Regions from separate parts of the Homo sapiens genome. Here region 1 is linked to region 2. The links are chromatin loops, found by intact Hi-C in ENCODE. Cell type or tissue: IMR-90. All regions are shown on one strand. Each heading gives the region's core, and the rest is flanking DNA. Links, peaks and the distances in the headings are about the cores only.

Region 1 (17,293 bases), core at 3,875-11,874, 510 kb after region 2:
TTTAACACCAAGAAAGACAAGCAGCCTCAACGAGTGCCTGGCTGAGACACTGACATTCCCATTTTCCCCTGGTCTGGAAATACCTGGACCCATGACCCTTGGATAAAGCCCCGTGGCAAGAGACAGGCAGGGTGGGAGGATAGGCATTTATTGTAAAGCGAGCCCAGGGGTCGGTGGAAGTAGGGAATGGGAGGGGGTACCCGCAGACCAGCAAGAAGCCTCTACCATCGAGGAGGCCACAGGAGGGTCTGTGTTAGGGAGAGTGGGGATGTTCGTGGGAAATCTGGAATTTGATTTCCCTAACATTATCCATGGCTGCAGATCCTTGGTGAGGTGTCTAGTTCCCCTGGGATGCACTTGTCCCGGATGAAGCCTGCTGGACTAGCGAACTACTGTGCTGGAGTCTGGATTGAGGATGAAGTTGGGGAATGGGCACCAGTCAATGTCCCCGCTGGTCCTGGGTGTCCTGGGCTGTGGCCTGCTGACTCAGCTCTGGCCGGCCTGGGAAGCCCTTGGATCCCTTCATCCACTTGAGAAGCTTCCACACAGCCTGGAGGATGGTGGGGGAGCTCCAGGCTGATCTGGCTAATTCTTCCCTGGTAACCAAAAAATGCACTTTGTCTTTTTAGGCAAAGCTTCTGACTCTTCTATTTTCTTGGGAAATGGCCTAGCAAACCATTAACATTTGATCAATTCAAACCATCATGCCATATATGATAAATATATACAATTTATATTTATCAATTAAAGATTTTAATCATGTATATTCATATTTGATATTAGAAAAGTCTATTGCATTTCAGTTCTGAGTTGAAGAATATGGAAATAAGTTGAAATAAGTAAAAGAAGGGGGATTATTCAGCAATTGTAAAATCAAAAACAAAAAAACCCCAAACCATTTGATTGAAACTTTGCCAATGTCGTGCGAGGGTAGAGTGGATCTCACCAAATACATACTGCGGAACCGCTTGCGTTTCCTTCCTCTGAGAGCGAGACTTTCTATCATATTTGGGAAACTGCTGGTATGCAATAATCTGTTCTGAACCTTCCTGAATCAGCTCATCAATTAATTGCTTAGCTTTCTAGGCTAGGTAAAACCCGAGCAATCTGTTCCTAAATCTCAGCTTTGCAGAGTCACACAGGAGAAGAGGGGAAACTCTTTTGATGTGTCTCCTCCCCGTCTTCTCCATTTTAGCCATTTTTGGGTAGTTTGGGTCACAGAGAGCTCATAAAGCTGTATTGTTTAAACACTTTGCTCGGTTTGAATGGCATGAAGTGCTCATTATCCAATTTAAACACTTTTTCTCATACATAAAAATGAATGGATTTCACTGTTCTTCCCAAAATGCCAATTTCAGGTTTGTTTGTTTGTTTGTTTATTTATTTATTTGAAATGGAGTCTCTCTCTGTCGCCCAGGCTGGAGTGCAGTGGCATAATCTCGGCTCACTGCAAGCTCCGCCTCCCGGGTTCACGACGTTCTCCTGCCTCAGCCTCCGGAGTAGCTGGGACTACAGGTGCCCACCACCATGCCTGGCTAATTTTTTGTATTTTTAGTAGAGACGGGGTTTCACCATATTAGCCAGGATGGTCTCGATCTCCTGACCTCGTGACCCACCCGTCTCAGCCTCCCAAAGTGCTGGGATTACAGGCGTGAGCCACCGTGCCTGGCTTCAGGTTTATTTTTAATAGAAATTAAAGCAACATGTCACATGGCAATGATTGGCTGGGCTAAGTAGTGGCTGTCTTCTTTAGATGGTGGCATTAGCTCTCTAGTTTGCCATAGAACTCATGTCACCCTTGAGTTTTCCTGTGCATTCCCTGTAGGAATTTGGTTTTGTGACCTCTAGATGAAGGCTTATGGAGGCAGTTTATTAATTTCCCCAGTAAACATTAATTGAACACCGAAGATGGCTAGCCATCCTTGCAAAAATCCCTGTCCACATAGAGCTTAATTCTAATGTGGAAAGACAGACAATAAATAAGCAAATTATACAATATGTTAGAAGTTGATCTATTGAGAAAATAAAGCAGAGAAGAAGATAGCAAGTGTGCATAGGGGGCAATTTTAAAATAGGAAGGGCAGGCCGGGCACAGTGGCTCATGCCTGTAATCTCAGCATTTTGGGGACCGAGGTGGGTGGATCACTTGAGGTCAGGAGTTTGAGACCAGCCTGGCCAACATGGTGAAAAAACCCCGTCTCTACTAAAAATACAAAAATTAGCTGGGCATGGTTCCTTGGGAACCTTGGGAGGCTGAGGCATGAGAATCCCTTGAACCCAGGAGGCAGAGGTTGCAGTGAGCTGACATTGTGCCACTGTACTCCAGCCTGGGTGACAGAGCGAGATTCTGTCTCAAAAATAAAATAGGGAAGGGCAGGGAAAGGCTCACCATAAAATTTAAATCAAGATTTGGAAGAGGTGAAGGAACTGTCATGCAGTTATGGGAAGAGCATTCCAGAGGGAACAGCAAGTGCTAAGACCGTGAGGCAGTGGGAAGTTAGGGCAGTAGGGCAGCTGTAGAAAGAGTGATGGCTGGGGTGACAGATGCTGCTGTGTGCTCTAGATGAGCCAGTAGCCCACTCTGAGCCTCACCTTCTTCATATGAAAACATGGGCTTGAGCAAGGAGATTTCCAAGTTTCTATTCAGCTCTGACATTTGGTGATGGTAGGGCAAAGCCCTTCTCTTAGGGAAAGCGGGAAGCTGTTTGCCAATGGGAATGTGCTTATGGAATTAGTCTTTTATTATTTCTCTTAGAATAGAATCTGAAAAAGTTGGCTTTGGCTTTGGACTCCTCTAATAAGGGAGAGAAGGGCCAGGCTAGAGTTTGGCAGCTGAAACGCACACACACGTGCTCTCTGAGGGCTGAATTTCCGATGTACCTGGGGCACAGATGGGTCAGAAATGAATGGAATCAGCAGAGGCGATTGCTATCATTTTTTATTACTGTTCAGTGTTTGATTTCTGCTGTAGCCCTGGCAGATGACAACAGATTGTTGGGTATGAACAAGAGAAGATTATTTTCTATCTGATCATTCTTTGTGTGTATTTGGGGTGACCGAAGGTTTTTAATATTGAAAAGTCAAACAGCCTGGACCATTTCACCCACCATCAGCTTAGCCTATTATTTACAGTCCCATTCCTTTAACTTTCCAGTTCTTGGAAAAAAAAAATCAACTATCGACTGTTTGGACAGATAATGTGGGAAGATGAAAGTGGGAGATAAATACACATCTTCCATTACTCTTAGATCTCTTCTGGAGTCTTCGGTTGACACACAGTCTCCTATTTGTGCCTTATGTGGGTGTCCCATGAGAAAGGTCCATGGATATGGCAAGTATTCTTTAACCATGTCATGCCAAGGATTTGGGCATAGCAAGGGACTAAGTGCCTGGAAGAAATATTTCAGCATCTGGGGAGTTCTTTAAAATACACAGATAATTACTTCGAGATTTCTATAATTTAACTGCAAGTGTTAAAAATATATTTCCGAGGATTGATTGGGTGCTAAGCCAGTGTTTACATCTGGGAGGTAGGTCAGGGACAGGGGGCGGTGACAAGGAAGAAAGGGACATTAAGACTGTGACTGGTCTGGGATTTTACCCCACTTGCCAGCCGACAAGTTAACCTGCCACAGTTTAATGGATGCTGGTGGACTCCTGGGTCAGAGACAAATAACTTTACTATATTCCACATTAGCAGTAACCAGAATATCAACATTTGTATCAGGGCAATGTGGAGAAGGCCAGGTAATGCCTGTGTGTGCAGTGAGTTGTGTTACAGAGGTACCCTGAGTTCAGGGAATCCAAATCTTTTCTAACAGGGAATAAGCATGGCTGGGCTTAACTCCAGAGGCAGATGCCATCTTTATGACGTGGGCAATAAACAACCTTGCTCTTTGCTCTGGAGGGAGGCACAATTTCTGTCTTCCAAGGCTGCTCTCTATACAAACATCCTGGGAAAGATAGTCTCCAGCAAAGGCAGTCAGACACATGGAGAATTGTCTTCCAAGAGGGACTTAGAAATATTTTGGCCATAAAGATGAAATTAACTCCCTCCCCGCCAGCTCCCTTAGGTGAGTTTACCCCTTGGGTCACAGTAGCTTTTTCTCTTTAACTTCCAAGGAAATCCAAGGAGACACATTTCTATCTGAACTCAAGGCACAAGTCAAACCCTTCCTGGGGTCAAAGGCTGAGAAGAATTGTGAAAGCTCTGTCCACTTCATGACCTGTATATCCCTTTTACTTTGCTGCTCATTGCAAGGTAGTTGAACATTCCGACTATTAGAAATGCTAATTTTACATCATCTTTAACCTCGAAGGGACTGCAGGTTGTTGCCTGGGTCAGTCCTTGACTGAGACAGACTTTACATTTTGGGCAACTAAGGTTTGGAAGAATTAAGTGTCGTCTTCAAAGTCATTCAATAAAGACCTAGTGGAACGATGATTCCAAGTGAGGTCCACGGAAATGGAAAATTTCCTGTCATTTTCCTCAAAACCAGAGTTTTGACTAGGGAATCTTTTTAGACAGGATCGACCAAGAAAGGTTGAGGGGAAACTAAGATGAAAGATGGGTGATGGTCCTCAGAATACCTTTCCTTAGCAGTTGTCCAGAAAGCAGTGTGTGAAAGAGATTGCCAGTTGCCTACCCAGTATCCATGCTCTCTTGTTTTTTTAGGATAAGATCCCTGTATATTTGAGTATGGCAATTCTTCCAACTTTTATTTAGTTTTTAATTTTAAAATTTCTAATTTTAAAGATTTTAATTTGTTTTTAATTGAAAAATAAAAATTGCATATATTTATCATGTAGAATGGGTTTTGAAATACGTGTCCATCATGGAATGGCTAAATCAAGCTAATTAACATATGTATTGTCTCACATACTTATCTTTTTGTGGTGAGAACATTTAAAATCTCTTTGAATTTTTCAAGATGCCCTGCTTAAAAAAACAAACATATTTGTTAGCTTTCCTTGAGGTTGGGGTGGTCAATGAGGTGTGAGTGGAAGTCACTTCCAGCAAAATTCCTTCAAGGGGATTCACCTGGCTGGCAGGAGACCCATTCCTTTCCCCGTCTCCCTTCTCCCTGCCTGGAACATGGCTAGGATAACAAGTCCCAGTGACAGTCCTGGGATGGTGAGGAGACCTCATGGATGGAATCTGAGTGGAAGATGGTGGAGCAGAAAGTGAGAAGAAGCCTGGGTCATCGCTAACACCATAGGGCACCACGCCAGCCCTGGACAATGCACTTTTGGATTTCTTCTGTGTGAGCGAAAAATGATGCCTCCTTTTTTTTTTTGCCACTGTATTTTTGGGTAGCAGGTGAATGTTAATTTTTAACAGATAGTGGGTGCTTACTGATACCTAACTGTGATCCCTGAATGTTCATTGTATCCAGTCGAGTTTCTTAGTTGCAAGTAACAGAAAGTTTGGCAACCTTTAGCAAAAAAAGGACTAATGAACTTTTTAAGAAGGTTTACAGGGTCAAATAATGGAAGTGATGGCTGAGGAACTTGGAGCAGGTGGGCACCAGATTGTTCCAGAACATCTTATAGTGGGCTCTGCTCATTGTTCTCTCCAGGGCTCCACAGGAATCAATGGATCCTAATTTCTTGTCTGTCCTTGTGTCACTGTCAAGATTCAACATCTCAGGGAAGCGAGTATTCTATTGGCTGAGCCAAGGTCACAGGACTGCCCTGTATCAAGCTGGCGAGAGGAAGGACAGAGCAGAAGGAGCCTCGTGGAGCCCCTCCAGCTTCCACTCTGGGAGGGCAGGCACGTGGTTTTATTGTCCCACGAAGACTGCACACAGTGAGGGCCAAGGTGATTCCCTACAAGGAAATCAGAGCATGGTTGGGAAGTGACACTACTGAGTGCCTCCCACCATTAAACAGGATTCAGTATAGCAGATTTGGCGCTTTCTGTGATGAGGTGAATTGGTCAGGATAAAAGGCAAAGATTGTTACATGAAGGCTTCAGGGATGAGCAGTTTCTTACAGACCTGATAATAGCAGTGCCTTTGAGGAGGGCAAATGCTTCATGCGAAATAATTCTTTTAATCTTCTCCAGTTGATGTAGATGTAAGTGATATTTCATGGTAAAAATACTAACACATCTATTTCCTCAGTTGCCTCTTTTTCTTCCTTTAACTGGCTGCAGTTTCTAATTCACACTCATGAACCTGTCTTCAACAATTACAGGTCTTCATGGATCTCCCTAAGTAGGGGCAAATAGTCTTGTTCCTCTGTGTTGGGAAACCAGGGCTCCAGAAAGATCAAGGGCTGTCCCCAGGGCCACAGGGTATGAGGGTGGGGTGGGGAGGTAAAAGCGAATTACAGAGTCTGTGGCTAAGGTGGCTGTAGGTCGTCAGTTAAGTGCTGGCTGCTGAGGAGAGCGGGCCTCAGTGTGAAGAGGCTCATGAGTAGAGAAATGAATGTGATTGTCTAGCCTCAGAAAGTCTAGGTTGTCGTGAAATATTAGTGAAATATGTCAAGGAATGCAAAAACTTGGAAACTTAGACTCTTAGGGTCCCCACCAGACCTCAGTTTCTTGTTGCAGCCATGTCTCAAATGCATCACTGGGGATGGGTATTGACAGGAAAGCAAAGGCTGAAGTCTCTACCCTGCTGAAAATGCTCCACTGGCTTCCCAGAGACAGCAGAATAAAACCCAGTCTCCTCATTCTGGCCAATATCTTTTTTATTTTTTTGAGAGGGAGTCTCGCTCTGTTACCCAGGCTGGAGTGCAGTGGCATGATCTTGGTTTACTGCAACCTCTGCCTCTCAGGTTCAAGCGATTCTCCTGCCTCAGCCTCCTATCTGGGATTATAGGCACATGCCACCATGCCCTGCTAATTTTTTGAATTTTTAGTAGAGATGGGGTTTCACCATGTTAGCCAGGATAGTCTCCATCACCTGACCTTGTGATTTGGGAGGCCTTGGCATCCCAAAGTGCTGGGATTACAGGCATGAGCCACGGCACCCGCTCTAATGAGATCTTTCATGACCTGTTGCCTTCCCATGTGCTCTCCTTTTTCCCTCTGACTTCCCTGCTGCTGCAGCCACTTTGGTCTTCTTTCGGTTTCTGCAACCTCTTCGCGTGTGGTGCCAGGGAATGCTCTGCCCCAGAACCGTTGTTTGGCTGACTCCTCCTTGCCATTCTGGTCTCAGTTGAGACGTTGCCTGCCCTAAGCGGGCTCTATTGGCTGGCTTCCATTCTAGGCTCCACCATAGGCAGGCTGTGTCATATTCAGCTAGCCCTTAACTGCTCTGTGCCTCATTTTGCTGAGCTGTAAATGGGAATCAGGTTAGCCTTGTTATCATATGGTTACTGTGTTCTGGCTTGCTTTTGTTATAGCACTAAACACTCTTTGAAATTATTTTGTTTGCTGATTTGTTGTCTGTCTCCTCTAGGCTATTAGCAGGTTGAGTAATTGGAACTACATAGAACCCAAAGTTTATTCATTAGGCAGGCAGTGATGGAGCAAAACCTCACAAATGCATCCTCATACATCATCTGGACCCTGGATTCCCCACCTGAGTTGTGAAGGAGTGGGCTACACCCGTGGTTCTGTGTATCAGAATCACCCTGGGGCCTGTTAAAGCTAAAGGTACCAAATAGAATTACCAGACAATCCAGCAATCCCGCTTCTAGGTATATATTCAAAAGAATTGAAGCAGGACCTCAAAGAGATATTTACACATCCACATTCATAGGAAAAAAAAAAAAAGCTGAGAGGCAGAAATAACCCAAGTGTCCATTGACAGATGAATAAACAAACTGTGGTATGTAACACAGATAACTATTGTTCAACCATAAAAAGGGAGGAAATCCTGTCTCATGCTACAACATGGATAAGCTTTGAGGACATTATGCTAAGTGAAATAAGCCAGTCACATAAAGACAATATCGTATGATTATATGAGGTACCTAGAACAGTCAAATTCATAGAAACAGAAAGTGGAATGGTGGTAACTAGGGGCCTGGAGAAGGTGGAAGGGGAGGAGTTGTTTAAAATACAGAGTTTCAGTTTTGCAGGAAGAAAAGTATTTTCTTGATGATGTGAATATACTTAACGCTACTGAACTGTATGCTTGAAAATAGTTAAGATGGTAAGTATGTTATTTTTAAAAATTACAATAAAGGTAGATTAAGTTAAAAAAATAACGATGCGGCACCTAGATTCTGAGTAAATAGATTGGAGTGAGTGGGGCATTGACATTTTCAAAACCTCCCTGGGAGATCCTGACACTGCTTAAAGTTTAAGAAACTCTTGGCCGGGCGCGGTGGCTCACGCCTGTGATCCCAGCACTTTGGGAGGCCGAGGTGGGCGGATCACTTGAGGTCAGGAGACCGACCACTTTAGGTCAGAGTTCAGCCTGGCCAACATGGTGAAACCCCGTCTCTATTAAAAATACAAAAAGTAGCCGGGCGTGGTGGCTTGTGCCTGTAATCCCAGCTAGTCGGGAGGCTGAGGCAGGAAAATTGCTTGAACCCAGGAAATGGAGGTTGAAATGAGCCAAGATCGCGCCATTGCACTCCAGCCTAGGCGACAAGAGCGAAAACTCCCTCTCAAAGAAAAAGGAAAAAAACTCTTAGTTAACACTAGCGTTAACCCCAAAGTTAAAGGTGAGTCTGGTTTGGATTTGGGGCATTTAAAACTTGCATCACCCCTGACATAAAAAGTCTGAATTATGCGGAGAAAAAATGCTCCCCAAATCCTCCTCACGAGCTAATTTTGCCGAACGAATCCGCTTCTCACCTGCATTCGCGCCTCTCGCCGCCTTTCTTTCAGGCGCACAGAGATAAGGTGGGCAGAGGGCACTGGAGCCAGCCCACCGGCGGTTTTACTCCTGGTGTCCACAAGGTGGCAGGCCAGGCACTTGGATTTGCGCAGCCAAGGGCGTGCGCAGCCCGCGGCCGGAAGCGTCCCGGCAGATCGCAGACGGGGTGTTGAGGGACCCCGCGCTTTTGCTTTCTTATGATTTGGGGGCTGGTACCTGGGCTAGAGCTGAAGCCGGCAGGTCAGTTTCCTGGGAGCAGGGGTGTGTCTGTTCTCAGAGAAGGGTTTAAGCCGACTCCCACGTACGCCCTGGAGGCCATAAGAGCATCTCAGAGGCACGCAGGACCTCCAGCGTGTGCACGAGTGTTCAGGGATAATGTGAACAAGCTGTTCTGTTTTTTTTGTTGTTGTTGTTTGTTTGTTGTTGTTTTTGGAGGGCAATGTTTTGGTGATAGTTTTAAATACTAAAAGGTCAAAGGCAGAATAGATGTTTTGTGTGGTTTGAAAACTCCTCAGTGGAGGGCCGAGGACTCCAGTTAACATGCACTTGCTGTTGGATATTTTATGGGCATTTAAAATATATGGACTTGCTCACCCACTTCAGGCTTTGACCCAGCAAGGGGATGCAGTCCATAACAGTAAATGAGTCAGCGAGTGGCCTGGTGACACGTTAGGATGAAAAGTGGAGGGGGAATTTTTATATGCTTTTAATATGCTGTTTGTTCCTACCTCAAGCTAGGACAGTGGTTTCCTGTAGGTACAAAATGCTTGCACGTGGTTTAGGGCTCCTGAAGACACGAGGAGGCAGCCCAAAGAGCAGAGGCTTGGGGTTAGACGGGCACGGGCTGCACCTCCAGCTCAGCCTCCCACCAGCTGTGGGATTTGAGACTGGTACCTCATCCTGGCTGAACCTGAGTTCACTCCTCTGTGCGATGGGGATGAGAATCCTGGGGTGGGGTGAGGAGTAAAGGAAATGCAGTTCGTCTGTTCCCTCTTTTAGCACACACAACTTCACCACCTGTGTGCCAGGCACAAGAAGGTTCTGAGGATGCTAAGGCAATCAGGCATGGTGATGCCTCCCAGGCAGATATGCTGAGGGGTGTTTTCAGTTCAGCAAGAGAGACAGGGGTCTGCATGGGGTGCCCCGGGCTGGGGACTGGCAGGGGAGGCAGCAGGACGAAGGCAGGCAGAATTAGCGGGTGTGGATGTTCAGGGAAGGAGCGGAGAGAAACATAGATCAAGCCAAGGTAGCAGATTGGAGACCAGGGGGTTTGGAGTGTACACTATTTGCCATCATAAATAGAATTATTTACCATGATTTTAAATAATGGAGAGATTTCTCTTGAAATTCCAGGTCCTCAGCTTCCCTGGAAAAAAATAGACATGGCTACACCGAATCAGTATTTCCACATCAAACAATGGTCTGAAACTATGTAGTGGTTGCCTTTCTACAGTGTATAGACTGCAGTCCCCACCACACCCTATTGCACACCCAACTCTACCTGCTTCCCTTGTTGACTTTTAGTCCTTGCTTCTGTGCGGAGCAGCTGCACACAGTGGGTCCTTAATACCTGTTGTTTCCCTTCACTTCTTGAGGGCCCAGATGGCCTCACAGGTGGCTTAGAAGAATAAAGGAGCCATAGGTGTAGTCAGGATTCCATTTACTGGGTCTTCTCTTTCACTTCAGGGGTCTTTTCACCTTTGCAGTGAACTTCTGGCCACACAGCTAGGTGTTTGGTGAATGTCAGGGAGGCTTGCTGAAGTTACAGTTTGTAGGGCATTTTTTGTCAGCCATGCTTGGCTCACTTGAGAGAACCACATGCAAATCCCTCTCCAAAGCACCATTTCCCCATGAATAATAGAAGACTGTTTTTGGGAGGATGGAGACCCTGTAGTTCTGTAATAATAGCATTTTCATGAAGGAAAATCACAGCCTCACCATGAGCACAGCTGAGAACATGGAACCTATTATTGAGACATTCTGGTTAAAATAAAGCATTATCCCATAAGATGGGTCTGCCTGTGGGAGTCTTTGGAAAACCAGGTGAGAGGGATTTGCAGGTCCTGCTGGAAATGAGTTGGTAAAAAAACATCCTTCCATCCAAGGATGATTAAACTCAATCATGAGGCTGCTAGGAAGCCCTGGTCTCACCTTCCTAGTGGGAGGCAAAAGTGGATAATTCACTGTCACAAAAGAAAGAGAGGAGTGAGAATGGGGTGAGGGTGGTAAAGTAGAAGAGGGAGGGAGGAAAGATTGCTTCATTGTGGAGTCCAGGCTCACTGGAAGTGTCAGGGGGAATAGCTACAATCAAGGGGTCCTTCTATGGGCTTGAGGGTGGTGCCATTTGTAGAGGACAGTGGGTTGATGTGGTTGTGCCATTGAATGTGGACTGTACCCCGAGTCAGAAACCAAGAGATGGGGAGACAGCTGCTGACAGAGGAGGCTGGGACCAAAGGACTTAGAGGGGAGACAAGCGAGCCCTTCATCCTCAGACAACGCGGGAGGCAGGGGCTGCCCCTTGACCCTCCTCTTATTACTTAACTACCCTTTTGTCCCCGTTACATTAAAAGACATTTTTGTTCTGCAATTTACTGAAACTCAGAAGTATAGAGAATAGTGTTTCCTGCATATTAGAATCACTTGGGGATCTTTTAAAAATTCCAAAGCAGAGTCGCTTTCCCAGACCATGTAAATCACTGTCTCTGTGGGTGGAACACAGGTATCAGTGTCTTTGACACTCCCTGGCTGGTTTTGATGCACAGACAAATGTAGGAACCACTGGCATTCCTGCCTGCTCCTATCACTCAGCCTCCCTCATAACCAACATGTGGCCAGTCTCGCTGATCCCACAGCTTTTGTGTCCTAGATCCCTAATTTTGCCACTGCCCACCCTCCTTCCCAGATTCTTCAGAAACAATACTAGGCTTCATGTTATTTCATTCTTACATGCTTCAATATATAAAAACTTTTTAAAAAGTGTAAAACAACATTATCACTCCCCCCTCCACAAAATGAACAGTATTCCTTAGGATCATCTAATATTCTGCCTGTGATGCTCAGTTTAGCTTTTGAGACATTTATTCCTCTACTTTATCTTTGATTTTAATTTGATTCTGAAGGGATAAAGTTTCCCCCTTATTTGGGGGGTAGTGGTGTTGGTGAAAGGGACATACAACTAGCTCACCCCTGATAACCTGCCTCTTTTCCTTAGGGTGACTGGGGGTTCCAGTCTCTTCAGGGACAGTCCCGCCCACATTTGTGAGGACAGTCATTCAGGCACAAGGGGCTCGTACAGTCATTCAGCAATCGTTGATTGGGAGCCTCTATATATTCAGACACTGTGTTAGGTGCCAGGGGATTGAGTCTGTCTTTGTCATCATTCTGTTTAGCACGTTGTAGGGACTCAAGAAGTATTTAGTTCAGTGATAGAAGTATATGTTTTGTTCCCATAAAAGTATATGTTTTTGTTACCATTATGGTCAGCAGCCAATCCATTGCTGATGTATTGAGTCTGGGTATGCAATACCACTTTATAAATCACATATGCACAACACTTCTACATCATACCTCTTTACCTCTGGAACTTCTACATTGTACCTCTTTACCTGAGAATCTATGAACATTTTTTCTATTAAGTAATTTTCACGACAACTTCATATGTGGTTCCCAAATGAGGTGAAACAACATGGCAGAGTTAAATTGTAGTAGCAGGGAGTGGGGGCAGCCTGAATGGTTGAAATGCAAACATGCCGTCTAAGCCTTATTCCAGCCACGAGGCTTCAGCCGCCTCTTTCTATCAAATCCTTTCAAAGGAGTGCTAACATGCAACAGAAATTGATTGGTATGAAGCTGACCTTCTTTTATTTATTTTACCCAGCTTCTAAGTGTAACACTTACAAACAGAGCAATAAAATGTCCAGAAGGCAACCAATGTAACCAAAGGAGAAAGTGGGATCTCACTGACCCACATGTTTTTCTTTTAGACTATTTTTTCTGCTTAACACCCTACTATGTTTATTATTTAACAATTCAAAAAATATGGAAGGAAGAAATGAGGAAATGAAAATCACCCATATGTTACCATTTAGAGATAACGACCATTATCTGCCAGAGATAATTGACTGGGTGTATTTCCTTCTAGTCTTTCTTTTTTCCTATGCCTAAATATGGACTGTGTACTCTGATTTAATTAGAGTTAGTGTTATTTAAATATTCTTAGAACTTTGTGCTTTCATTAGCAATTTTTATTCCGTTTTCTCCTTCTTTTTCTCATTATAATCTTGTAAAGGATGTAAGGAAAATATTATTCTAATTTTACAAATGAGAAATCAAGGCCTGGAAATGTTAAGTGGTTTTTCATCAATGGCCCAGAACTCCTCACTTTTTTTTTTGAGACTGAGTCTCACTCTGTGCCCAGGCTGGAGTGCAGTGGTGCCATCTCAGCTCACCGCAACCTTGGCCTTCTGGGTTCAAGTGATTCTTCCGCCTCAGCCTCCCGAGTGGCTGGGACTACAGGCGTGCGCCACCACGCCTGGCTAACTTTTTTGTATTTTTAGTAGAGACAGGGTTTCGCCATGTTGGCCAGGCTGGTCTTGAACTCCTGACCTCAGGTGATCCACCCGCCTTGGCCTCCCAAAGTGCTGGGATTACAGGCATGAGCTACCGCGCCTGGCCAATTCCTCACTTTTAATCCAAAGGTCTTTTATCTTTTCCACCCCTCTTCCTGCCTCCACATTTAGACTGTTCCAGAAGGTATCTGACTTAAACCTTCTGGAGATGGGAACAGAAATAGCAGTAGGTCCCACTTCCATAAATAATCTTAGGGATTTCCGCACTGACGGTTCATGCCTCTTGTATCCAAGATGAAGCAGATTTAGAGAACACATCTGACTGGACTGTATATTTGCTGGGCAGAAATGAATACAGCCCATTGCAGTGATTGGTGGTTTGGATTCTCTAAACCATTTTTTCAACAATATAACCAGGATTTGACTTGAGTGGAATTGGAGAGGAAAAGGAGTTCAGAACTAATATTTTAGATGGATGGTATGTAAGTCTCAATTCTTTTATTTTTTTTAATATACTATTTTGTAGAGCTATTTTAGGTTCACAGCAAAATTGAGCAGAAGTTAGAGATTTTCCATATACCCCCTGCCCCATACATGCCTCCCCCATTGTCAACATTCCCTACCAGAGTGGCACATATGTTACAACTGATGAACTGACATTGACAAATCATTATCACACAAAGTCAATAATTCACCTTAAGACTCACTCCTGGTGTTGTACATTTTATGAGTTTGGACGAATTTATAATGACAGGTATCCACCATTATGGAATCATACATAAAATTTTTCTGCCCTAAAAATACTCTGTGTTCTGCTTATTCATTCCTGCTTCTCCCTTTAATTCCTGACAACCACTGGTCTTTTCTACTGTCTCCATAGTTTTATCTTTTCCAGAACGTCATATAGTTGGAATGATTCAGTATGCAGCCTTTTAAGACTGGCTTCTTTCACTGAGTGTTAATATGCATAAAAGTTCCCTCTATTCTTTTCAAGGCTTGATAAACCATTTCATTTTAGTACCAAATAATATTTCATTGTCTAGATATACCACTGTGTATCCATTCCCCCATTGAAGGACATCTTGGTTGCTTCCAGGTTTTGGCAATTATGAATAAAACTGTTATACACATCTAGGTACAGGTTTTTGTATGAGCATAAGTTTCAACTCCTTTGGGTAAATACTAAGCACAACTGCAGAATTTTATGTTAAGGGTATATTTAGTTTTGTAAGAAACTGCTAAACTGTCTTCCAAAGTGACTACTATTTTGCATTCCCACCTAGTAATGAATGAGAGTTTCTGTTGCTTCATATCCTTGCCAGCATTTGGTGTTCTCAGTGTTTTGGATTTAGGCCATTCTAATAGGTGTGTTGAGGTATTTTATTATTGTCTTAGTTTACATTTCCCTGATAACAAATGATGGGTACATCTTTTCGTATGCTTATCTGCAATCTGTATATCTTCTTTGGTGAGGTATCTGGTTAGGTCTTCGGGCCATTTAAAAAATTAGGTTGTTTTGTTTTCTTATTGTTGAGTTTTAAGAGTTCTTTGTATATTTTGGATATTAGTCCTTTAAGAGACACATATTTGACAAATATTTTCTTGCAGTCTGTGGCTCTTCTTACTGTCTTGATGGTGACTTTCATAGAGCAGAAAATTTGAATTTTACTGAAATCCAGCTTATCAGCCCTTTCTTTCATGGATTGTTCCTTTGATGTTGTATCTAAAAAGTCTTTGCCAAACCCAGGTCATCTCGATTTTCATCTATGTCATCTTCTGAGAGTTTTACAGTTTTGCATTTTATATTAGGTCTTTGATCTATTCGAGTTAGTTTTTGTGAAGGTTGTAACGTCTGTGTCTAAATTCTTTTTTTTTTTTATGCGGGTGTCAGTTTTTCTATAACCATTTGTTGAAAATATTATCTTTTCTCCATGTGTTGCCTTTCATTTTGCCATAAACCAGTGACTATATTTATGTAGGTCTATTTCTGAGCTCTCTATCCTGTTCCATTTATCTATTTGTATTTTTTTTTTTTTTAGGCCCATACCACACTGTTTTGATTACTGTAGCTTTGGTCATCAAGTTGACTTGTTTTAGTTTACTTTTAGTACTGTAATTCTTGAAGCTGAGTAATGTCATTCCTCCAACTTTGATCTTCTTCAGTATTATTTTGACTATTTTGGATCTTTTGTCTTTTTGTATAAACTTTAGAATTAGTACCAAATAATATTTCATTGTCTAGGTATACCACTGTGTATCCATTCCCCCACTGAAGGACATCTTGGTTGCTTCCAGGTTTTGGCAATTATGAATAAAACTGTTATACACATCTATGTGCAGGTTTTTGTATGAGCATAAGTTTTAACTCGTTTGGGTAAATACCAAGCACAATTGTGGAATTGTGGAATTGTTAATATCTTCAAAATAGTCTGCTGAGATTTTGATTGAGATTGCCTTGAATCTATAGATCAGTTGAAAATAATTGATATTTTGACGATATTGAGGCTTTCTATCCATGAACATGGAATAACTCCATTTACTTAGTTCTTCTTTGATGTCTTCATCAGAGTTTTGTAGTTTTCCTCATATAGATCTTGTATATATTTTGCTAGATTTGTACCTAAGTATTTCATATTTTCGTGTGCTAATATAAATGTATTGTTTTTAATTCCACTTGTTCATTGATGGGATATAGGAAAGTGATTAACCTTTGTATATTAACCTTGTATTGTGCAACCTTGCCATAATTGCTTATTAATTTCAGGAGGTTTTTTGTCAATTCTTTCAGATTTTTGTACATAGAAAATTATGTCATCTGCATACAACAACATTTTATTTCTTCTTTCTTATTCTATATGCCTTTCATTTCCATTTATTGTCTTATTGCATCAGCTAGGACTTTCAGAATAATATTGAAAAGCAGTGGTGAGGGGGGACGTTTTTGCCTTGTTGCCAATCTTATTAGCAAAGCTTCAAGTTTCTCATTTTGTCAACAGATATTTATTGAGTGTTGTGTCAGGGAGAGCCAGAGAGACAGAACCAATAGAATTTATATGCCATATGGCATATACATATGAATTAGGGCTTACCCTAGTGACCATATATAATATATATATACGCCATATATAATATATATATACACCATATATAATATATATGTGCCATATATAATATATATGTGCCATATATATTATATATGTGCCATATATAATATATATGGCATATATAATATATATGCCATATGTAATATATATATGCCATATGTAATATATCATATGTAATATATGTATGCCATATGTAATATATATATACCATATGTAATATATATATGCTGTATATAATATATATATATGCCATGTATATAATATATATGAGAAGGAATTTATTAGGGGAATTAGCTCATGTGATTATGGAGACTCAGAAGTTCCATGATAGGCTTTCTGCAAGCTGGAGACTTGAGGAAGCTGGTGACATGACTCAGTCCAAGTTCCAAAGCCTCAGAACCTGGGAAGCCAATAGTTTAACTCTCAGTATAAGGCCAAAGGTTTGTGAACCTGGAGTGGGGGTAGGGGGGTGGGAAAATTGCTGCCGTTGCAAGTCCTGGAGTCTAAAGGCTGGATGACCTAAAGTTCTGATGTCAAAGGACAGGAGAAAGAAGGGTGTCCCAGCCCTGAGCAGGGGTGGGGGTGGGTGTGGGCAGGAGGGCAGGGAGAGAGAGAGAGAGAGAGAGCGAGAGCACAAATTCACCTTTTCTCTGCCTTCTTCTTCTATCCAGGCCCCCAGCCAATTGGATGGTGCCCACCATGTTGAGGGTGGATCTTCTGTACTCAGTCTACCAACTTATATGCAGTCTTCTCAGGAAACACCCTCATTGTCATGCCCAGAAATAATACTTTACCAGTTATCTAGATATATCTTAATCCAGTTGAGTTGACACCTAAAATT
Region 2 (8,000 bases), core at 1-8,000:
TTTCCAAAAAACCCCAAAACAAACAACAAATAAAAACTTCAATGAAACTATACATTCAAAAAATTTTTTAAGAGTGTTTGATATGGACATCCAAAGATGAGTTAAATATTTGCTCATTTTAAATTGCAGAGCAGTCCCTTACATATACTGTAGAAGTGATCTTAAAGTGAATCAAGTGCTGCATCTCAATAAAAACACTTAGCAGCTCTTTGAGCTATTTTAAGGTAGAGCTTTAATTTGTGCTAATGCGAATGAACTCACAGCAGCAGAGAGAAAACAGGATACTCCACTTACAAGACATTTGGCTTCTAAATTCTTAAGAGAAAAAAAATGGCTAGAACTTTATGACAATAATATTTTATAACACACAAGTTAGCTGTTTATTTTGTTTCTTGGAAATCAAATTTTCACTTATGTCGTAATTCACTTTTAAAAATTCTTGTAATTCAAATTTGTATTATACTTAGAACTTATGAACTTATTTGTAAGCAATAACAGAATATTACCAATGCCTCCACCAGCATGAGGAGGGGCTCCAAAGCGGAAGGAATCAATGTAAGCCTTAATTTTCTCCAAATCTGCAAAAAGACACAAAACAAAATATAATTTATCATCTTATTTATCTTAAAAGGTCACAAAAGCAATTACTGTTCAATGGAGATTTTTAAAAAGACTGAGAAGTCTTTTAAATGTTTACAATGTATTATTTTCAGAATATACACTCCCCTAAATTATTTTAAGTTGTTTACCAATTCCATGATGTAAAGCTCTCTCTGTTAGCAGTTGAGGATCATGTATTCTTTGAGCTCCTGACAATATTTCTTCTCCTCTCATGAACATATCGTAAGAGTTGGACTGTTTCTGCAAGAGAAAAAACACCAGTCCTCAAGTGACTACCATCCTATTTCTATTACATATATACGGAAAAAAATCTCTGCTGCATGAAGAGCAAGTTCATTTTTTCCTACAATTAACAATGCAATCTTGTTCTCTAAAGTAGAATTAAACTACTGAGGGCTGAATAACTTTTTCTTTGTTTATATCAGATTCTGTGCTCTCCTCCCACACCCCCCAATAACAAATCAGAGCATCACATCTAATTTTTAAGAAGCAGTGCTGATCCTTATTTCACTTTATCATCTGAGATGTTTTTAAGAATGATATTATTTTGGGGTGACTTTTGGAACTCCAAGTTATTAACAGGTGTGAGTCTTTAAATTATTATTATTTTTACTTTAATCCCCTGTCTTTCAATAAACCAGTGGTTCCCAAAGTGTGATTCCTGGACCAGTAGCTTCAGTATTACCAGAAATTTTTTACTTGGTCTGGAGTGGGGCCTGCAAATTATCAGGCTCCCATTCCACAGCAACTAATGAGAAATTCTGCCTCAGCAACTGGTGTTTTAAAAAGCCCTCCAGGTGATTCTGATGCATGGTAAAGTTTAGAAACCACTGCAATGGAAAAACGGTAAAAGACCGTAAGACATTATTTAGATTATTAACTCCCAGGATACAATGTGAATTCCCAGTTTAAGGTCAATGACAGGATGATTTACTAAAGTATGCAAATCTAGTAGTACTATTTATAATTTACATAGTCTTTCTCTCTCATAAATCTTCAGAAAAATGACCAAGTAAAATGATTTTAACATAGGTTTTTAAAACTAATTTTCTAGAATATTCAAATTTTACAATATCATTTTGACCAGTGGTGACAGACATCAATGGTAATACGTATGTCTATCAAAACTGCAAATTATTAATGAAAACCATTATTCCTATTATACAATCTGACAGTGACAATAAAATTTCCCTTCTGCCTCAAAATGGGTTACTTAAAACCAAATTACTTACGGGATTTCTTGGGTCAGGCATGGTATAGAAAGGTCTTACAGCCAATGGATATTTATCAAGAATATAAAAATCTGTATCATACTATAAAAAGAATAAATGCAATTAAAATACATTTTTAAAAAGTAAAATGGCTAACATTTTGGTAATTAACTTTATACAAAAATTTTGGTTCTTCGTAATTACTCTAATTATATTGTATATACAATGAATATCTTGCTTTTTTCAGTAACATTTTTATCCTACAGCATTTTGCCATGGTGTCATAAATTCTTGCAATACCTAATTTTTAGGCATTACTTATTATCCATAGTTTTTAAATTTTTTTTTTTTAAGAGATGGGGTCTTGCTCTGTTGCTTAGGCTCGAGTGCATGATGAGATCATGGCTTAAGCAGGAGCCTGGCTAATTTTTAAAATTTTTTGTAGAGATGGAATCTCGCTATGTTTGCCCAGGCTGGTCTTGAACTCCTGGCCTCAAATGATCCTCCTACCTTGGCCTCCCAAAGTGCCAGAATTACAAGCATGAGCCACAGTGCCAGGCCTACGGTTTAAATATTCATTTTTTTCCTTTTTTTTTTTTTGAACATGTAAGCCCTTTCTAATTTCTCCCCCATTCTAAATTACACTTTGATAAACATCTTTGATTTTTACTTTTTTCTTTGTTATTCTAGTTCATCTAGTCATTCTGATGCATTTTATAATGAAAAAAATTATCTCAAATCCTTTTGATTGTTATAGAAACTATATTAAGTCCATGAATTATTTTGGGAAATTTGATGTATTTTACAATATCCATCATTGAAAAACATGGATTATCTTCCCAAGAATTTAAATTTTTATCTAGATATATACATGAGATTTTGGTAGTTTTCTTCAAATGAATGCTACAACTGAAAGAAATAAATGACATTAACTTGAAATTATGACTTTTTTTAGAGAATGCTTACTATGTGACCTAGATTTAATTAAAAATAAATAAATTACATTTGAGGGCCCGGCGCGGTGGCTCATGCCTGTAATCCCAGCACTTTGGGAGGCCAAGGTAGGTGAATCACCTGAGGTCAGGAGTTCGAGACCAGCCTGGCCTACATGGTGAAACCCTATCTCTACTAAAAACACAAAAAATTAGTTGGGTGTGGTGGTGGGCGCCTGTAATCCCAGCTACTCGGGAGGCTGAGGCAGGAGAATCGCTTGAACCCAGGGGGTGGAGGTTGTAGTCAGCCAAGATAGTGCCATTGCACTCCAGCCTGGGCAACAAGAGCGAAACTCCGTCTCAAAAAAAAAAAAAATTACATTCCAACAGTTTTTGACTTTCAACATTTTTGATAAAACTTGAGATGAGGATGTTAATAGCTGACAAACTGAAACTGGCTCTGCTGAAACAGCATTTTAAAGGTATAAACTGAATATTGTATGACTTCAGAAATATCAGTTCTCTAGTCTAACAGTTTCAACTGCCACCAGTAGGAGGAGCTCAAGGACTAATTTTCCTTTTCATTATATCATTATCTTAAAAATTTTAAAAAGATCATACTAAGTTTAGCTTTTATCCTCTTTGGAGTCTTGGTTTTAGAAAATGAGATTGGAAAGTAGCTATTACATAAGAGGGAGAGAGGAACCTCATTCATCTTGAAGTCTCATGAGACAGCAGGGGTACACAGGGAAGACCATTTCTAAATAATTTTCAAATAACTTGGAGGTCATTTCCAACTAATCCGACATAGGTATCACTTTTAGAGACACCTCAGAACAACTTCGTAAAAATATTAAATACTGAGTTAATCAGATCATCTGGGAGAAAGGCAGGCTGTCTGAATATTTCTCAATTTTCTAAGAAAAAAATTTTTTTAATGTTGTCCTTCTTCGGTTTTTATTTATTCCAGAATCATACCATTCTAGGAAGCTCAGACCCCTCTGCAATTGTTTTTAGTCCCAAGAGACATTTCAGAATTAGAAAAAGAAATCCAGCATATAAAGAGTCCTACCTTTTCCTTTACCAAATGACCCAACAGCTTTTCATTTGGTGTGCTGAAAAAGAAACGTGAAATCAGTGTTTGAAGATCAAATGGCAACTTAAAAACATTAATAAGGAACTTCTTCTATTTGAGTTTCTCAAGGGATTACAAAATTTGGCCAGAACACGCAGTTGTCTATTCTGCTCTTTTCTTAAAAGGCAAGTACTACTGAAAATCACTTATGAGTATACCTTGGTACAGTGACTCAGTGCTTAGTAGATGCTGCTCAAATATTTAATTAAAGCAATAAACAGAATATAGCAATTCATTGATTCAGAAATATCATGGATGAAGTAATTTCCTACAATTACACATAATAAAAGTTCGCTATACTAATATGGGCTAGTCTTGCCATGAAATAATCTTCCCTTTTTGGTACTCTTTATCAATGGTTTATGAAATAAAAATTAGTATTATCCAAGGTTTTAAAAGTGTTTATATAAACACGTTACATTTCTATGGCCAAGAGGTAGCTACTTCAGCTTCTATCTTATGTAAAAACAATTTCTAAAATACTTAAAAAAATACTACCTAAGCTTATAGGATTTTCATCTTGCCTTAAAATGTCATCTAGCAATGTAGGCAATATTTAAAGCCATATATATATATTTTTTTTTGTTAAACAAAAATAAAGGGTTTTGGGTGAATTGTTTTTTGAGAAACCCTAAAAAGTGACAATAATCATTTCCTTTCCCTCCTAAATACACATGTATTGTGATGGTTTAAAGGAATCATTCAAGGAAGTCTTGAATAAAATATAAGTAGATAGAAATTACCTTTACATGTTTTGTTTATTTATTTTTTACAGACAGGCTTTCACTCTGTCACCCAGGCTGGAGTACAGTGGCATGATCATGGGTTACTACAGCCTTGATACTCCTGGGCACAAGTGATCCAATTGCCTCAGCCTCTGGAGTAGTTGGGACTACAGGTGTGTGCCACCATGTTCAGCTAAATTTTAAATTTTTTTGTACAGACAGCATCTCTCTGTGTTGTCCAGGCTGGTCCCGAAATCCTGGCTCATATGATCCTCCTACCTTGGCTTCTCAAAGTACTGGGATTACAGGCATGAGCCACCATGCCCAGCCTCAATCTTTATTAAACTACATAATTTGTTTCAAAATTATAAGTCGTATGATCTAAATTTAGATAATACTATACTAAATACTATATATAATATAGTATGTATGACACTATATAAACAATATTGACTTTTATAACTTTTGGATGTTAACAGTTTATACCCCGATCCTGTGTGGGGATGGATTTAGACTGCTGTCTACCTTCTCTAATACCACTAATCTGGAAAGAGAAGTAACATATTAGAAGATAAAATCACAGGCAAAACTCTCTATACTCTTTAAAGAGTTACAAACATGAGGGGAAAATAATGGAAAATGGTGTTTATAAACAAAATTATGAAAACTTAGGCAAACTATAGTAAACACTTTTATTTCAGATCACACATTATATAAAAGAGCATCATACTGTATACCAAAGTTAATAAAATGTAAGTGTATCAGGTGAAAAAAATCATTTATTAATATTTTCATTTTTTCTTATCTTAAACCAAATTACCAAGGTTTTAAAAATCACAAAGACAACTTGGAGGACGGGTCAATAGGTGCAGCAAACCACCATGGCACATGTATACCTATGTAACAAACCTGCACGTTCTGCACATGGATCCTGGAACTTAAAGTAAAAAAAAAGCCACAAAGACAAACCTCAGATCGTCTTCATCTCCCATTTCGACTCCAGCTTCCCTAAGCATAGCCAATGCTTCACAATATTCTAGTCTTAGAGTTGGCTCCAAAAATTTGAATGGCTCACATGGGAACTGTTTATTCACTGTTTGAATTTCAGTCTGAAACCTATTTGCAGAATGATTTAGTTAATAAAATGTATGAGATAAATGTTTCCCCCACAAGAGGTCACTGTGGCAATATACAAAAATCAATCTTTGAATCAGTATATACACCAGGAAAAGCATTATCAAATTATTAAAGAATGAAATTTAAATACTTAAAATATTTAACACCATTTTTCAATCTCGTTTTTGTAACCACAGTAACATCAAAGGATTAAAAATTTTCTTTATAATTCATATCAGTTAATATGGTTAGAAATATAAAATGCCCATTTTATGAAGCATTACAAAAATCTGACTTTTTAATCCTTTAACAATTCTTGTTATCACTGAGGAAGACCAAATTAATGAGTATTTGTCTTATCTTCCCCCATCAGTATTACACTGTATGTTCAGGGGAGTGCCAGTTTCTTTCCCATTTTGATAATCTCTATAGTACAATGCCTACCCTATATATATAGAAGGTACAGGACAATGTTTACTGCACTGAGCTGAATTTCTGCTATGGAAGATGATATTTTATTGAGATTTAAAAGGTCTATTTTTGACCGGGTGCAGTGGCTCACACCTGTAATCCCAGCACTTTGGGAGGAGGATCACTTGAGGTCGGGAGTTTAAGACCAGTCTGGCCAACATGGTGAAACCCCATCTCTACTAAAACTACAAAAATTATTTGGGTGTGGTCGGGAGGCTGAGGCAGGAGAATTGTTTGGGCCTGAGAGGTGAAGGCTGCAGCGAGCCAAGATCGGCCATTGCCCTCCAGCCTGGGCGACAGAGCAAGACTCGTCTCAAAAAAAAGAAAAAGAAAAAGAAAAAAATGTCTATTTTTGCTGGAGTATTTATGTATTAAATGATGGCTGGGATTTGCTTCAAAATAATAGTGAATGAGGGAAATGGGTAAACACAATTGGCCACAGGTTGACAAGGACTGAAACTGGTTGATGAGTTCATGGGGGCTCATTAGACTATTGCACATCCTTTTGTATGTGTTTGAAATTTTTCCATAATTAACAGACTTGAAAAAAGTATGTTTATATTCTATATACAGAAAAAAGTATGTTTGTATTTTATATATAGAATTCTTTACCTAGAATTTACATTCTATTTTTATTTTTTTTAATTTCTGAGACAGGGTCCCACTCTGTTGCTCAGGCTGGAGCGCAGTGGTGCAATCTTGGCTCACCACAACCTCGGCCTTCTGGGCTTAATCGATCCTCCCACCTGAAGCCTCCTGAGTAGCTGGGACTACAGGTATGTGCCACTATGACCGGCTAATTTTTTGTTACTTTTTGCAGAGATGGGATTTCACCATGTTGCCCAGGCTGGTCTTGAACTCCTAGGCTCAAGCAATCTGCCCGTCTCGGCCTCCCAAAGTGTTAGGATTACAGATGTGCACCATGCCCGGCCTAGAATTTATATTCTCGAAATTAAAACACTATCATTTCTTGATTGGTCTTACAGGCTTTCGTGGGAATAATAAAGCTTAGCCATTGATTTATTAAAATCTTGATGTAAGAAGGGTTAAAAAGACCCCATAATTGATTTTTTTAAATTTGTTTTTTATTTTTTTAGACGGAGTCTTGCTCTGTTGCCCAGGCTGGAGTGCAGTGGAGCTGTCTCGGCTCTCTGCAACCTCTGCCTGCTGGGTTCAAGCAATTCTCCTGCCTCAGCCTCCCAAGTAGCTGGGACTACAAGCGTGTGCCACCATGCCTGGCTAATTTTTTGTACTTTTAGTAGAGATGGGGTTTCACCATGCTGGCCAGTCTGGTCTCAAACTCCTGATCTCCTGATCTGCCCACCTCAGCCTCCCAAAGTGCTGGGATTACAGGCATGAGCCACTGAGCCCAGCTCCCAAATGATTTTTAAATAGCTTTTCTTTGCTTTATATATCAACTCCCATTCATCATGTCTATCAATGGTAGTACAAAAATATGACTATCAATACTTTAAAATACATTTATATATGTATTTTATACACATATATATTTGGATATATATACAATACATATACATACAATAGAATACAAATACATTTGTATATGTATTTTTCTATGAGAGGTAAATACTAATGATAAACACGAGAGGAACATGACACAGGTCAGATAACCCAATAAACAAGCCCTGACACCAAAACTTAAAATTCCTAAATGACTTGAAGAACATACAAAGAAGGTTTTTATTTTCAAATTGCCACCTTAACTCTACTGAAAAAGTTCAGCAGTAATGGCGTTTGAGTCTAATTTGTAAGTAGAGATTTGATTAAT

Evidence for each region. Hi-C counts contacts between places; a loop is a spot of excess contacts. Peaks named below come from ENCODE experiments on the same cell type or tissue, not always from the same donor. Only the 100,000 strongest peaks of a DNase experiment are listed, where the experiment ranks them.
Region 1: it touches region 2 in a loop (9-fold over the local background); 6 of 110 quality-filtered maps call a loop at or near these places.

The regions. Positions count from the first base shown.
Region 1 is chr2:136,414,768-136,432,060 of GRCh38, forward strand. No RefSeq gene overlaps it. Among named protein-coding and RNA genes, the nearest start is that of CXCR4, 310 kb to the left of the region's middle. In IMR-90, for the core only: a CTCF peak has its summit at 8,853 (motif pointing right); no DNase peak of the experiment used is centred there; H3K4me3 peaks cover 235 bases.
Region 2 is chr2:135,910,633-135,918,632 of GRCh38, forward strand. It overlaps DARS1 (aspartyl-tRNA synthetase 1), which reads right to left. Exons shown (of 16, transcript NM_001349.4): 11 at 5,594-5,740; 12 at 3,837-3,879; 13 at 1,854-1,934; 14 at 750-861; 15 at 507-578. Among named protein-coding and RNA genes, the nearest start is that of MCM6, 38 kb to the left of the region's middle. In IMR-90, for the core only: CTCF peaks have their summits at 3,308 (motif pointing right) and 5,809 (motif pointing right); no DNase peak of the experiment used is centred there.